Linked DNA regions of Mus musculus: all the other regions are linked to region 3. Evidence: chromatin contacts called from ENCODE POLR2A ChIA-PET data. All regions are on one chromosome and are shown on one strand. The core of a region is the stretch at or near the end of the contact, and the rest is flanking DNA. Distances in the headings are between cores, read along the strand shown.

Region 1 (4,350 bases), core at 1,313-3,812, 68 kb before region 3:
TGGGGGGGGGGGTCATGCTTACTCAATGACTGATAGAGCAGAAGAGTGGCCAGAAAGGCCGGTCCTCCCTGGCAGCGATCTCACCTGCTGTGTACCTGTAGGAAACCTTCTGGAGAATTCCAGCCAAACTGAGCTCCACCCAGCTTCGGAGGGTGGCTGCTTCTTTGAGTCAGCAAGAAAACGAGGAGGAAAGGGAAGAGGAGCCAGAGCCAGGAGTCCCCGGAGAGCAGGGTCCCAGTGAGGAGCACCGGACAGAAGCCCTGAGAGCCCTTCTGTCAGCCCGTAAGAGGAAAGCAGGCCTGGGGCCTACAGAAGGTAAAGTGCCATGGCCCCCGCTTGGTGACTTACTCTGTGCCACCGTGTGGCGTGAGGGCTGTTGAGACGATGCAGGGCCGGTTCCCGACTGTGTCTTACATCACTGCAGAGGAGGCCACTGGGGAGGAAGAATGGAACTCAGCGCCCAAGAAGCGGCAACTGCTGGACAGCGACGAAGAGGAAGATGATGAGGGGAGGAGGCAAGGTAGGGACTCTTGTCTTCAGTGGAGACACTGGCCATTTGCCTTATCCTTTTACATACTTAGATGCTTTCCATTTCTGTCTCTTACCTGTCATTCCCATGGCAGCAGTGTCGGGAACGCCAAGAGTCCACAGGAAGAAACGGTTTCAGATTGAGGATGAGGATGACTGAAAGCCAGATGTGTTTGACCGATGTGAGTTGGAGGCACAAAAGCTACTTTTGCCTGCGTTGGAAGCAATCTTCTCTACATTGACAGCCCAGGAATTTTAGGCAGCAGTGTTGGGTGGAGTCTTTGCGGTCAGTCCTTGCCCCAGGTTCATCAGCGTGCACAGCCGGTCTCTGGGTCCGTCTCGTAGCAAATGAAGAGTGGCGAAAGGTTCAAGGTGGCTTGTCCTCCTCTAAGGACTGCGTCTTGGCTTCTGACGGGGAGCTTTATAACCCAGCACGGTTGTTCATTCTGTCCTCACAAAGCACTGGATTGCTCCCATTTTCTTTCTTTCATCCCAGGACACATGATTGAACCCGTTTCTACAGTTGAGGGAGAGCTGGGATGCACCACTCTCAAGCTGACAAGCATCCCTGATTTGTGTTTCATATTAAATGTGTACAATTAACAGTTGCTCATCTCAGAGCGGCCAGCCAGCCATCTGTTGTGTCTTCGGAAGAACTTTTAAGAGTAAAATTAAAAGACATGTCCTGAACTGAGCTTGGTAGTGTGAGCTAATCCCATCGTGTGGGAGACAGAGGCAAGAGAATTGCCATGAGGGAGAGGAAAGAGTCATATAGCCCTACGCGTGGGCCAATAAATGTAATTTAAAAAATCAGCTTGATAATAAATATAATTTTTAAAAAAAGAGACTTTTGTTGTCTTCCTCCTCCTCTTCCTTCTCCTCCTCCTCTTCCTCTTCTTCCTCCTCTTCCTCTTCTTCCTCTTATCCACAAGTAACAAGATGCTTCATCTTGCTGACCACAGGGTACATGCCTGTTGGTTCAGCTCCTCATGAGGCTTTGATAAAATCTCAAAAAAAATCCCTTTTACCCACGAGTCTGAGACTGTGTCTTGAAACAAAACAGGTATGGTGGTGGCTCATGCCTATAATCCCAGCACTCTGGAGACTAAAGCAAGAATACTTAGACTATATAGGAAGTTAGGCCAGCTTAGGTTATAAAGTGTCCAAAAAAATTAGAAGGCAGCCAGAAGAGTGATGGTAGCTCATACCTTTAATCTCAGCACTTGGAGGCAGAGGCCTTGTGTTCAAGGCCAGCCTGGTCTACCTAGCTCCAGGGCAGCCAGGACTATCTCAACAAAAAAGTAAATAGGGGTTGGAGAGATGGTTCAGTGGTTAAGAACATGTAAGACTCTCTCCAAAGGAGTAGAATTTTTAGTCCTTGCAACCATGTCAGGTGGCTTACAACTGGCTGTAACTCCAGCTCATCTGGCCTCTGTGGGCATTCGCCTTGAATCCCAGCACTTAAAAGGCAGACACAGGCATATCTCTGAGTTTGAGGCCAGCCTGGTCTACAGATTGAGTTCTAGGACAGCCAGGGCTACAAAGAGAAAGCCTGTCTTGAAACAACAACCACAAAAACCTTACCAAACAAACAAAAAAAACAATAAAGGTAAAAACTCAAAAGACTGCTCTGGTAATAACTTGATTTGATTTGCTGTAGGTTCTATTTTTCAAATTTTTTGATTGGGAAATCTTTAAAGTAAACATGACACATGGACTGGGAATGTAGCCCAGTTGGTAATGTGCTTGCCTAACATGCATAAATCCTTGGAGTTGATTCCCAGTACCACGGCAACTGCACCTGGTTGCAGATTCCCATAAATCCCCGTACTGGGGTTATAGTGGCAGAAGGATCAGAATCCAAGGTCATCCTTGGCTAACTAGTTGAATTCCAAGCCAGCTAGGGCTACAGAAGGCCCAGTCTCAAAAGAGAACAAACTTTCCACTGCCTAGAGGCTACAGAGACTGGACTATGGTCTAGGGACCGCCTAGCCACAAAGGAGGAGCCTTGCCTGTCAGGATGGGGCAATAGCTGGTCAGATAAAGTCTACCCAAAGAGAGGTGGTAAATACTTGTTTCCAGTCATCACCTACAAGAAGTTAACCTCTGGAAGGTAGCCGCTCCAACTAGGGACCTACTGAGTGAGACAGAGAACCACTTCATTCCTCTGCTGCTTGCCAGACAGGTGAGGGTAACAGCCTCTAAGAGGCCCCCTCTTATGTCCAGGGAAACTGAAGTCTCTAATGACCAGGACTCTACCAAACTCTGACCATTCTTGGTGCCTGTTCCTGTTGAATATTTGCGCCCTCCTCACCTGAGCTCTGCTCCTTCACAACAGGGCTGTCCTGTGGACCCACCATGATCCAGGCTGCATTGCTTCTTGGCTGTATCTTACTGTCCCCGGTGACCGCCTTTCCGTGGAAGACGCAGAATGGCAGCCTGCCAGCCGTCACAAGAACTGAACCCACATCAAATGTGCTCCCCAACAAGATTCCTCCTCCAACCCCCATTACCTGTCGGGACCTCTTGTACACGGTGCTCCCCGCTGCTCCTCTGTCTGAGTTCTTGTCCCTCTTAGCCCTGAGAGTTGTCCTGGAAAACATTGGCTGCCCTGCCGAGGCCTACAGTCTGCAGCTTCGGATCAGTGAAATGGGAGGAAAAGACAGCGCGGAAACCCTGGTCCTCCAGAGTCAAAAGAGTAGCCAGGAGGAAGGGATCGGCAACAATGAAGTCATTCTGAGGCATCTGGTGCCATCCCCTGGGGATATGAGGAGGGTCCGGCGCTCAGTTACCCTGCCTGAGGCGTGCACCTATGAACCCGGGTGGGTGTTGTACGATATGGCCCAGGTGCTGCTGGAGACGGCGAACAAGCTCCCTCCTATTGACCTAGTAAGAGAGTTCAAGGCCTCTGTAGTCAATGTCACCCAGCACTGTACCATGGAGTCTTGGGAAAGTATGAATGAAGTAGCCAGGAGGCTGATGAGTAGCCCAGAACTTAAAGACGCCAAGATTCCCGTTGAAGATCGAGTATACCTCGTTGCTCAGCTTGCAGTCGTTTTAAAGCGTATTTTTGTGAACCTTGTGTGGGAATATTTTCAGACCTATTTTGGATAGACACGGCCTCCTAGGCATGGAATGAACTTTCTCATAGCCCTTTAGTAGGTGTGCACACAGCAGCTGCCCACGGTGTGTAGCTAGACGCTGGCTGCATTTTACAAATTCATACATTGTCTTCCTTTGATCCTAATGTGTGAAGACACTTGATATGACTTCAGTCTTTCAGTTTCTAAATGCTATGGGTATTGCAATTTCCCTCTTTAATACTTTTTAATTCCTTGCTTAATGCTTTTTAATTTCCCAGCTGAATTCTGGGCCTTGGTTGTATTCATATTGTTTTGGGATATTAAGGAAAGGAAGGTTTGTTGTTTTGTTTTGTTTTGTTTTTGAGACAGGGTCTGCCTGGGTAACTCTGTCTATCTTGGAACTCAGAGATCCACCTGCCTTTGCCTCCACCTGCTGAGATTAAAGGTGTGCACCACCATGTCTGTATTTGTTCTGGTATTTTGAGATTGTCTTGCTTTGTGGCCATTGCCCTTACTATATAGCCCAGGCCAGCCTCAAATTTATGGGACTCCTACTTCAGCTTTCCAAGTGCTAGAATTATAGACCTGTGCCCTCACTTCTGTTTTTGTAGTGTTGGGGTTGAACCCAGGGACTCAGGAATACTAGACAAGCCGTTCACCACTAAGCCTACTTCTGTTAATTCTTAAACTGATGAGACAAATAAAAAGCTGCTTCTATGTTGAACTCACTGATTTGGGA
Region 2 (4,949 bases), core at 771-3,270, 90 kb before region 3:
TTGGGTCCCCAGCAAGAACAGCGAATGCTCTGTGCCATCTCTTCAGCCCCACTGAGTCTATAATTTTAAAACCAACCAACAAACGAACCAAGAGAGCTGGTGTTCTGTTCAGTGCTAGCCCACAGGCTTCATTCACATGAAGAGCCCCAAATGCAGCAGGAAGAACAAAAAGCTACATTAGCTTTCACTAATGCCTAGCTGTGCGCCTGAGAGCAGGATATGCTGTGTTTTCCTGAAGAGTCCCGAAGCCTGAGCATGCCTCCTCTCTTCCCACAGGTGTACTGGGTGGGCCCGATCATCGGAGGGGGCCTGGGCAGCCTACTCTATGACTTTCTCCTCTTCCCCCGGCTCAAGAGTGTTTCTGAGAGACTGTCTATCCTGAAGGGAGCCAGACCCAGTGACTCCAATGGACAGCCAGAGGGTACAGGGGAACCTGTCGAACTGAAGACTCAGGCCCTGTAAAAGCTCCAGTTGGAGAGAGCCGCAGAAAGCCGCTGGGTTTCAGGGAGGGCCAAACCGGCCCTTGGATGAAGAAAGAGACTGTGGGGAGGGTCATGTACTTCTTTATTTTTTAACTTACGTTTTTCATTTTTTTCCCCCTTTTGCTGTGTGAAATCTTTCAAGTTGCATTCACGACTGGTTAGTGCAAACTTCCCTTCCTCCCCGCTCCAGCTACCCTCGCCGTGTGTGCACGACTGTTCATATGAATGTGGGTGCGTGTGGCCGTGTCTGAGTTTGCGGGCACAGAAGCTAGGGGAGGGGAAAGAGGTGTCAACATGTATGTCATTTCCCACCCCAGTTTGGTGAGCACAGGGAACCCGAGTTTCTGGCCTTTACCCTGCTTCCATTCAAGTATATGCACCTTGATTTTTGAAGGGTCACGGGGGTGGGTGGGGTGTCGTTCCTCTCAGGAAGCAGACAGCAGAAAGAAAGGAGGAGGGAAGGCATTCCAGGGGTTAGGAGGTCTGGTGGGAGAGGAATCCAAGATTTTATTTCCAGATCACCACACAAGTGTACCTAAGTTTTGAGGGAGTTAATGGGAGACTATAGGCTACGGATCTCATGGATGCTCATCCCAGAGAAAAGTAAACACGGGCCTTGAGTTGTTCTGTAAAGCCACATAAGCCTGCCTACATCCACCGGCTGGGCTGTGTGTTCAGAAGCCTTGAGCCACGGACCTTCCAATAGAAACAGGGGTTAGGCAAGTTTAAAAGGCCCTGCCTAATAGCCCCAGACAGAAGGTGCTGAAGCCCAGAATTGCTCTCTGAGGCTAAAACAGGAAATCTGGTGTCTGAAGCAAATTTACAGGAGTTGAGGGGCAAGACGGGGGTGGGGTGAGTGGGTGGGGGAAGATTCATTTAGAGCAAACTGAACTTTGCAAATGGCATCTCTGTACTTTTATCACTAGCTCCATAGTCTTTTATTTTTGTATGTCTTTTCACTTTTCTCTCGGCTATCCTTTCTGCTAACTCTCCCTCATGACCCAGATATCGATCTCCTCAATCTAAACGCTTAATTCAGAGATGATTTTTTTTTTTTCTTTTGGAGCCCTATCTTGTATTTGTTCGTAAAACAGCATCGTCTCAACAGGGGCGCAGGTGACCCTGAACGAACAAGGAATATTTATTTCAGATCTTTCTATTCTGAGCTTCCTGTATATACCTTGCCAGCTTTAAAACATATGCCTGTAAGAAGACAGACAACCCAAAACTCCACCCCAAACATCAAACTCTCCACTTCCTCCCAAATAAAACACATCTTTTCTAACTAGCCATTTAAGACTTTGGAATAGTCCACTGGACTGGAAGGGGAAGTACGTCTGTAAATTCTCCCTTAATTCGATCTTGATTCTTATTATAATTCAGTAGAAAACCCATAGCGTTTTGGTTTTTTACTTTAACGCAGATGCCCGACTCACATAAAACAGTCCTTTTGGGTTTCCCTTCTTTATCCAATCCTCCCTCTCTCGTCTAGAGTCAAGTGGCTCTGCCCGCCCCGCCCCGCCCCGCCCCGCCCCGCCCCCGCCCGCGCAGGCGCAGACTGGTCGCTCTCAGCCGAGTGGCGGGAAAGGCTGCGACCCCGCACCTCAGGGCCTCAGGCTCTGCGAGGCTTCAGAGGACTCGCGGAGAGCGGGTGAGTGTGTCCGGAGGACCCAGGACCGACAACGGGCGTCCCTGAGGTGGTGGGACGGCGGGGCGGCGAGCAGCGGAGCAGTGAGCGGCTACTTTCCCGCCGCGCGGTTGAAGGGCGGGGGCGGGGCTCCCGGCGCGCACGCGCGTTCTGATCCTGCTCCCGGGCGAGCGCGCCGGAGACCTGCCGGGTTTTCGCGGGTCTCTGCACACCCCGAGCTCGGGCTAGGGAAGGGACGGTGAGGCCAGGATCTTCGAGTTCCGAGAGTAGAACAGAACCCTTCTGCAGTCCAGACCCGAAGACACAGTGGCCTGGAGGTCGTCAGGAGCCAGGATTCTCAGGCTTTGGGGTCTTCATAGGCCTGGTTCGATCCTCTTGCCTAAGAAGGACACAACCTCTAGGGGTGTCAGCTAGGACAAGAGCCATTAGTTAAGCTTCTTTCCTGGAGTGTCATTTCTTTGTCTTTGATGCTGTCACTAGAACCTTGTTTTGGAAAACAAAAATCAAAAAAACTGAAGCCCGTGGTTTTACATTTACTTTGAAACCCCATTTTGGTCGCGTACGGTTTTGCTTACCCAGGTGGGTGTCTTGCGTCCCTGACATTTTTCTCATCCAGTTTGACTTCCAACCTCAGGGAAAGGATGTGTTTGCTTCGCGTCCGCTCGTACCTCAAGGTACTTGAACTCCCTCTGCTGGAGAGTTCTTGTCACTTAAGTGCAGTTGCCCTAAATTCCAGTAATTCAGTTTATCCAGCCCTCCAAGCTAGTTACCCCACAGACAAAGCCTCAGCAGGTTGGGTTGCTTGTTACCAGCCTGAGGATTTGAATGAAGTCTTAGGGGCCCTCATGGTGGAAGGAGAGAACTGAATCCCATGAACAGGAACACACAGAAAGATGAATCATAAATAAAAGGACAGGGTCTCAGTCCTGGCTGGGCTGGAATTCTCTGTGTAGACCAGGCTAGCTTCAGACTCACTGGGGGAAAGGAGCTTGCAGTAGGAGTTTCAGCCCTTCATGGTAACATGATTAAAAGCAGACCCTGGCATGGTGGAGCACACCTTTATCACAGCAGGAGGATCTTTGTGAGTTTGAGACCAGCCTGGTCTACATACTGATTTCTAGGACAGTCAGGAGTACATGGACTAACTTTGCCCCAAAGTTGGGGGAAACATAAATAAATAAAAGAGTTTCTGTTTAATTTTTTTTGTGTGATGGAGCAAACACTGGATGTTGAAAGCATTCTTCAACTGAGACAGCTCTTTCATCTTTTTTTGGGGGGGGGGGGCAGCTTCTTAGGCCCACCTTTGGAAAAGACAGGTAGGAAAGGCCTTTGGTCTGTTACAGATGTGTGTGGGCATGCACATATTTATACATACATATACACACCTAAGCATGCACACAATACACCAGTGGTCTCCCTGGAAAAGCTGAGTGTCTTTGAGCAGAGTCGGATTGCATGTACAGAAGCTACCTCACCAGAGACCAGGTCTCTGAGAACGGAAGCTACCTCACCAGAGACCAGGTCTCTGAGAACGGGCCAGAAGAAAAGGCTCCTTCCAGTCCTGTCGTTCAGTGAGTATTGCACCACTTCCTTGTCTTTGTCAGAGTTTCTATTCCTGCACAAAACATCATGACCAAGAAGCAAGTTAGGGAGGAAAGGGTTTATTCAGCTTACACTTTCCACATTACTCTAGCCTCTGCCTTCCTAGTACTGGCCACTCCCCTCTTTGTGTTCCTGAAGCATTGTAGCTTTGTTTATTATCAGTGCCAGTAAACAAAGTTTATCATACATGGCACTCAGTGCCAAGAGATGAGAGCAGAGGTCCTGGCCTTGAGGACTGGTGGAAGACATGCAGGTATAACTTCTGCAGTTGCACTGACAGGAATTTTCCCCAGCTCTTCCCTCTCAGTGTGCTCACTGGCGTGTGTCCTGATTCCTCCCCATTTGTAGCTTTAACCTCCCTCCCAGACTTGTCTACTTCAGTCTAGGGATCAGCGTTTACTAAGCACCTACATGATCCCTGGGATCAAGGAGTTGACATTTTAAGTGCAGCTGTCCATTGAATTGTATTAGAATCACCTGAGAAACATGTTTCTCTTATCTGTCTTCCCATAGTGAGAGTTGAACCAAAGGCCAACCACACCAAGCCCTGACACTATGTTCTAGTTCTCCTTCCCTGCCTTACTTAAAGGTAGAGACTCCCTGAGTTTCCCAAACTGGTCTCCATTTTGAGAACAACATGCCCTGGACTCCCATGCTGGGGTTTCAGATGTCCTATACCCCACCACCACCAAGTGTAAGCAGTGATGGAGTGGGACCCAGGAATTCCTGCATCCTTGGCCAGCCAGCTGAGCTCCATCCCCACGAACCAGGAACATCTTCAGAACACTGGCCGAGCCCCACTCCCTGGAAATCATTAACTGTGCCCCACAAACTCGCCGTCTTAAACAATCTGCTTTGACTATCCTGTACACAAAATGTAAATGCCGTGAGGTAGGAGAAGGGGGTGGCTACTGGGTCAAGAAGTCACAACTGTCATATGAGCAGTCTTCTAAGCCCACAACTTAAATGTAGCTTGAAAGGTGACCGTGGGAAGATCATTAAGACTATATTGTGGGCACGGGTGGAGCTTTTTGTTCTTAACTGAGAAAGGGTCTTCTGTAGCCCAGGCTGGCCTCAGTCATTCTGTGTGGTTCTTCCCATAGTGAGAATTGAACCAAAGGCCCACCACACCAGAGCCCTGACACTACATTCTAGTTCCCTGGGTCCCATTCCTGTCACTGCTTACACTGGGTGTTAGCTGTGTTCCTAGTTTCTTT
Region 3 (4,515 bases), core at 1,086-3,585:
CAGTCAGTAAACATAAAATAAGAAAAGATGTTTCTAGGAGACTGCGTGGGAGTGTTGTGGGTGCCAGGATAGAGATGGGGTGCCTGCCGCCTTTGTGAGTTCCTTAAGTATCGGTGTACCCCAGACCTGAAGATTCAAGGTGAGACCCATGACAGCATTGAGGATGCCCGCACAGCCCTTCAACTCTACCGGAAGTATCTGGAGCTGAGCAAGAACGGCACCGAGCCCGAGTCCTTCCACAAGGTGCTCAAGGGTCTCTATGAGAAGGGCCGAAAGATGGACTGGAAGGTGCCTGAGCCTGAAAGCCAGACAAGTCCCAAGAGTAAGGCTGGGCTGAGGCGAGGGAAACTGGGCTGGGTAGGTGTTGCTGGCATATGTCGAGCTTGTATACCACCACCTCAGATTATAATACCCCTACCTGCTCCTGAAGTGTCTGACAGTTCACACATCACTCAGTGTTTCCAATAGTCAGTGAGAGAGACACTGGTGTAGCCGCTTGCTCAGGGAAATGTCCATGCCTTGCCCTACTTCCCTCATGCTCTTTCTGTATAGTGAGTGTCCTGGTGCCTCCTCTGCTCACCCTGGTCTCCGTGATTCTGTCTCCTAACAGATGCAGCTGTCTTCTCAGTGCTGGCACTGTGAGCTGCCTTCCCTTTCAGTGCTGTCCCCAGAACTGAGAGGTGGCTTCTCAAGTCGGCTTTACCCTGTCCACTTCCAGAACTGGATCTGCTCAGGGTCTACAGATGGTGCTATTAATAGAACTGGAAAGCAGCAAAATTGTTGCAAAGGTTCTAGCTGCCAGATTCCCCCTTTATCCTCTGCAAAACAGTGGGCCAGAAACAAAGCCTAAAGTGACCCAGGTGGAGTGATTGGTGTTCGTAATAAATATCCTGGGCAACTGATATCTGTACAAAAGAGCTCTAGAACCAGAACTCTCAGTTCCCAGTCTGCTAGAGAACTGAAGTCCTGGACAGTCACAGGGTACAGAGACCCAGGCAGCTCCAGCATCTAGCTGCTTGAGAGACGGTGGCTGGGTGGACCAGCTTGTAGAGTCTCAATGGGCCAATCAAACCGGTGTGCAGGAAGCTGAGCTACTGGCTTCATTCCTGACCACAGCTGAGAAGTATCTGTCTTCCATACATTCTATCTCGAGTTTTGTTTTATTTTTTAAAAATTTTGCTTAAAACAGCATGTTTTATAAAATAAAAGTATTTTTATCTCATTAGAAAACCGCTAGTGTGGGATTCTTTGGCTTCTTTCTTTCTTTGATTTGACTTCACCAAACAATGAGAAAATGAAAACTGTGTTTTCAGATCCACACCTAGAAATGAAGATTCTGAGTCCCAGAATGAATGGATCCAGGAGGAACATAGTTTTTTTGTTTTTTTGTTTGTTTGGTTGGTTTTTGGTTTGTTTTTTGAGACAGGGTTTCTCTGTAGCCCTGGCTGTCCTGGAACTCACTTTGTAGACTAGGCTGGCCTCGAGAACTCAGAAATCCGCCTGCCTCTGCCTCTCAAGTGCTGGGATTAAAGGCATGCGCCACCATGCCGGGCACCAGGAGGAACATAATTGTTCTTCCCCTGGACGGTGTTCGGTCTTTGCTGTAGTTGCCTAGCACCCTAAATACATAAAGCGATCACAAATCCCAGTTTATCTCAAGACCTTAAGGCGTGGTGTCAACCTGTTATCCTAACAGCGGAGCAGTTGAGAACCACAGTCCCCAACCAGCCTGCGATGGGGAGTTGAGTTCAAGGCATCCTGGGCTACATAGCAAGACACTGCTTCACTCATGACAGTACCTGCGGTGTGCCGAAAATTCAGAGAGGAATTGCTCTATTCACAGCGTGAGAGCTAAGAAGAATATTGACCGTAATATAACCCACACCCCCATCCTCAGAGGATAAATTAAGAGAAATCTCCAAGAACCTGCCTGAAAAGGCAGATAATACCAAAAATGATATTACCCAATACATACCTAATGACGATCATTTATTAATTTGGTACAAGAAGGAAGTTGTTTTAAAAACTAGTTTTTTTGTTTGTTTGTTTGTTTTTTTTTTAAGAAAGAAAAAGACCTGTAGCTACTGGCAGAGTGGTACTGCAGTGCTTCCTGGGAAATGTAGTTTGCTGTATCATGAAATCTTTGTGCATTGAAACCTAGGCTTCTCTCCCACTACTAATTGCATCTGTTTGCAAGTCCTAGCCCACCTGGACTGATGCAATTTCCCCAGGCACCCCATGCGCTCGGTCCTCACTGTAAGCTAGGCTACCTTTGTTCTTTGGTTGGTCACGTGAACCAATTCGCCACGCAAGTCTGGGTCCTCAAGTCTTCCAAGGGGTCCTCGCTGCCTCGGAGGCGCTCCTAAAGCTGCCTGCTCGCGCGAGAGTTTGGAGGGGCGGGCTTAGGGTCAGTTTCGGTGGGGGGCTCGCACGGGACCCTCAGATCTCCGCTTAGGTGCCTAGTTAAGTGCGGGAAGCTGGGCCAGGCGGTCACTGGCCACCCTGAACCTGGCGGGAGCCGGAGCGCTCTGGAGAAGCCGGGACAGCCCCGTTTTTCCCAGCCAGCTGCTAGGGTTGGGACCCACAGAAAACAAAGTGAGAGTCCGGCTGCTTTCCAGAGCCTGGGCCACGGCGGCGGCCGTGGGAGCAGAGGTGGGACAGATGCGAGCGTCAGAGGCTGTGGGCGCACTGAGGTTGGGAATGGACCCGAGCAAAGCGATGGCGGAGTCCTTACAAAAGGGGCTGGTCTGTCTGCACGGGAGCTACTTACATTCTAGAGATGGGGATTCCGGAACCCTTGGTGCTAGGTCCACATAGGCCCTGGTTATGGAGTGTGCTCGCTGGCTTCATGGCCTGACTGGTTCCTTGCTGGCAGCTCCTTTCTGCCCGTCATTCTCACGTAATCGATAACCTCCATCTCAAAGCTACTGCATAGCTCTGTGAGTCCTCAGTGTCCTCAAAGTATCAAAACCCAGGCCCTCACCTGTGGAGGACATAGTTTCTGGATCTGAGTCCCAGTCCCGAGCTCTCACTCCCTATTCCCCCATCCCGAACTCCGGTCCCTCGGGTGTTTGTAACGAGGTTTTTTCCTGGAAAACAATCCGAATCACACCAAGGCCTCTGAAGGCCTTGGAATGAGGGGTGACGGTCATGGGGGAAATGGATCGCTCTCCTCACACCTGTGTTTCATTTTCATACAAATCCAGGTGGAGCGACCCTGTTACACTAAAGATGAAAGGCTGGGGTTGGCTAGCCCTACTTTTGGGGGTCCTGCTGGGAACTGCCTGGGCTCGAAGGAGCCAAGATCTACACTGTGGAGGTAAAAGCACGAAGACCAGTGGAGAAGTGGGAGGAAGATGACCCGTGGGAGTCATGAGATCCAAAGCTTGGAACAAGGATGGATAGAAAAACCCTCATTCCCCTCACCATCCCCACTCCCTGTTCTCTTCCCTGACACCAGCTTGCAGGGCTCTGGTGGATGAATTAGAGTGGGAAATTGCCCGCGTGGACCCCAAGAAGACCATTCAGATGGGATCCTTCCGAATCAATCCAGATGGCAGCCAGTCAGTTGTGGAGGTAATTTACTATCCCTCAAATAAAGTAGCTCACTCGGGCTTAGAGTATGAACTTGTTCGAAGAGAAGAAAGCAGGAAGTCATTCGACCTGTAATGATAATGATCTCAACCCTCAGAGGCGGGACCAGAAGGATCTTTCTGAGTTCTAGTTCTGGTCTACCCCATAGAATTAGGTACTGTCTTCGAAAAGAAAAGAAACAGCCTGGTGTGATGGTACATATCATTAATCCCAGCAGAGGCAGGCTGATCTTGAATTTGAGGCCAGCCTGGTCTACAAAGAGAGTTCCAGGACAGCCAAGGCTGTTATAGAGAGAAACCCTATCTCAAAAAACCAACCAAACAAACAAACAACCAAGGAGCCAGAACATTGATTGTGTATCAGAAGGACTGGGCTCTAAGCCACTTATGGTATTTGCATGCCTGTAATCCTAGTACACAAACAGCAGAGCAGTTGGGTTCTGCCTATCTGGAAGAGCCTGGAAAGTTATAACCACGTATTTCTTTGCCCCAAACCTCAATTAATTGTTTCTGCTGTAGAAGTTAGGTCTTGATTAGTCTGTTTCTCCTCATCCCCAGTCCGCATGTCTCTTGTTTCACTATAGCAGTATTGTATATATACATTTATTTAAAAAAAGAATAAGAGGTCTTGTCCAGCTGGGAATGTAGCTCAGTTGATAGAGTGCTAGCCTCGCATGCACAGAACCCTGTGTTTGGCCCTTAACATCCCATAAACCCAGCATACTGGTACACTCCTGTGATGCCTGCCCTCAAAGTCTTCCCTGGAGCTAGAGAGATGGTTCCGTGGTTAGGAGAACATGCTGCTGTTGCAGAGGACTTGGCTCAGATTCTAGCACCCATGTAGTGGCTCATAACTCATTCTGGGGAATCAAACATTTCCTTCCGGTGTCTGTGATCACCAGGCATGTATACATGCAAGCAA

Evidence for each region. ChIA-PET counts read pairs that join two places held with the same protein, here RNA polymerase II (POLR2A).
Region 1: POLR2A ChIA-PET joins it to region 3 with 12 read pairs in Patski. The contact joins the promoter of Apon here to the promoter of Cnpy2 in region 3. POLR2A ChIA-PET finds 5 or more read pairs at or near these places in 3 of 5 experiments (Patski and embryonic stem cell).
Region 2: POLR2A ChIA-PET joins it to region 3 with 10 read pairs in embryonic stem cell. The contact joins the promoter of Timeless here to the promoter of Cnpy2 in region 3. POLR2A ChIA-PET finds 5 or more read pairs at or near these places in 3 of 5 experiments (Patski and embryonic stem cell).

Annotation. Positions count from the first base shown.
Region 1 is chr10:128,251,569-128,255,918 of GRCm38, forward strand. Apon (apolipoprotein N) reads left to right here and starts at 2,563. Exons shown (of 2, transcript NM_133996.3): 1 at 2,563-2,713; 2 at 2,867-4,333. The coding sequence starts at 2,887. The coding sequence ends at 3,642. It overlaps Timeless (timeless circadian clock 1), which reads left to right. Exons shown (of 29, transcript NM_001164081.1): 27 at 102-315; 28 at 425-520; 29 at 624-1,373. The coding sequence ends at 688.
Region 2 is chr10:128,230,043-128,234,991 of GRCm38, forward strand. Timeless (timeless circadian clock 1) reads left to right here and starts at 2,021. Exons shown (of 29, transcript NM_001164081.1): 1 at 2,021-2,133. Mip (major intrinsic protein of lens fiber) reads left to right here. Exons shown (of 4, transcript NM_008600.5): 4 at 277-1,770. The coding sequence ends at 462. It overlaps Gm26847 (a long non-coding RNA gene), which reads right to left and starts at 3,021. Exons shown (of 2, transcript XR_380941.4): 1 at 2,706-3,021; 2 at 548-2,613.
Region 3 is chr10:128,320,124-128,324,638 of GRCm38, forward strand. Cnpy2 (canopy FGF signaling regulator 2) reads left to right here and starts at 2,336. Exons shown (of 6, transcript NM_019953.1): 1 at 2,336-2,652; 2 at 3,207-3,319; 3 at 3,461-3,576. The coding sequence starts at 3,232. It overlaps Pan2 (PAN2 poly(A) specific ribonuclease subunit), which reads left to right. Exons shown (of 26, transcript NM_133992.3): 25 at 125-322; 26 at 611-1,235. The coding sequence ends at 642.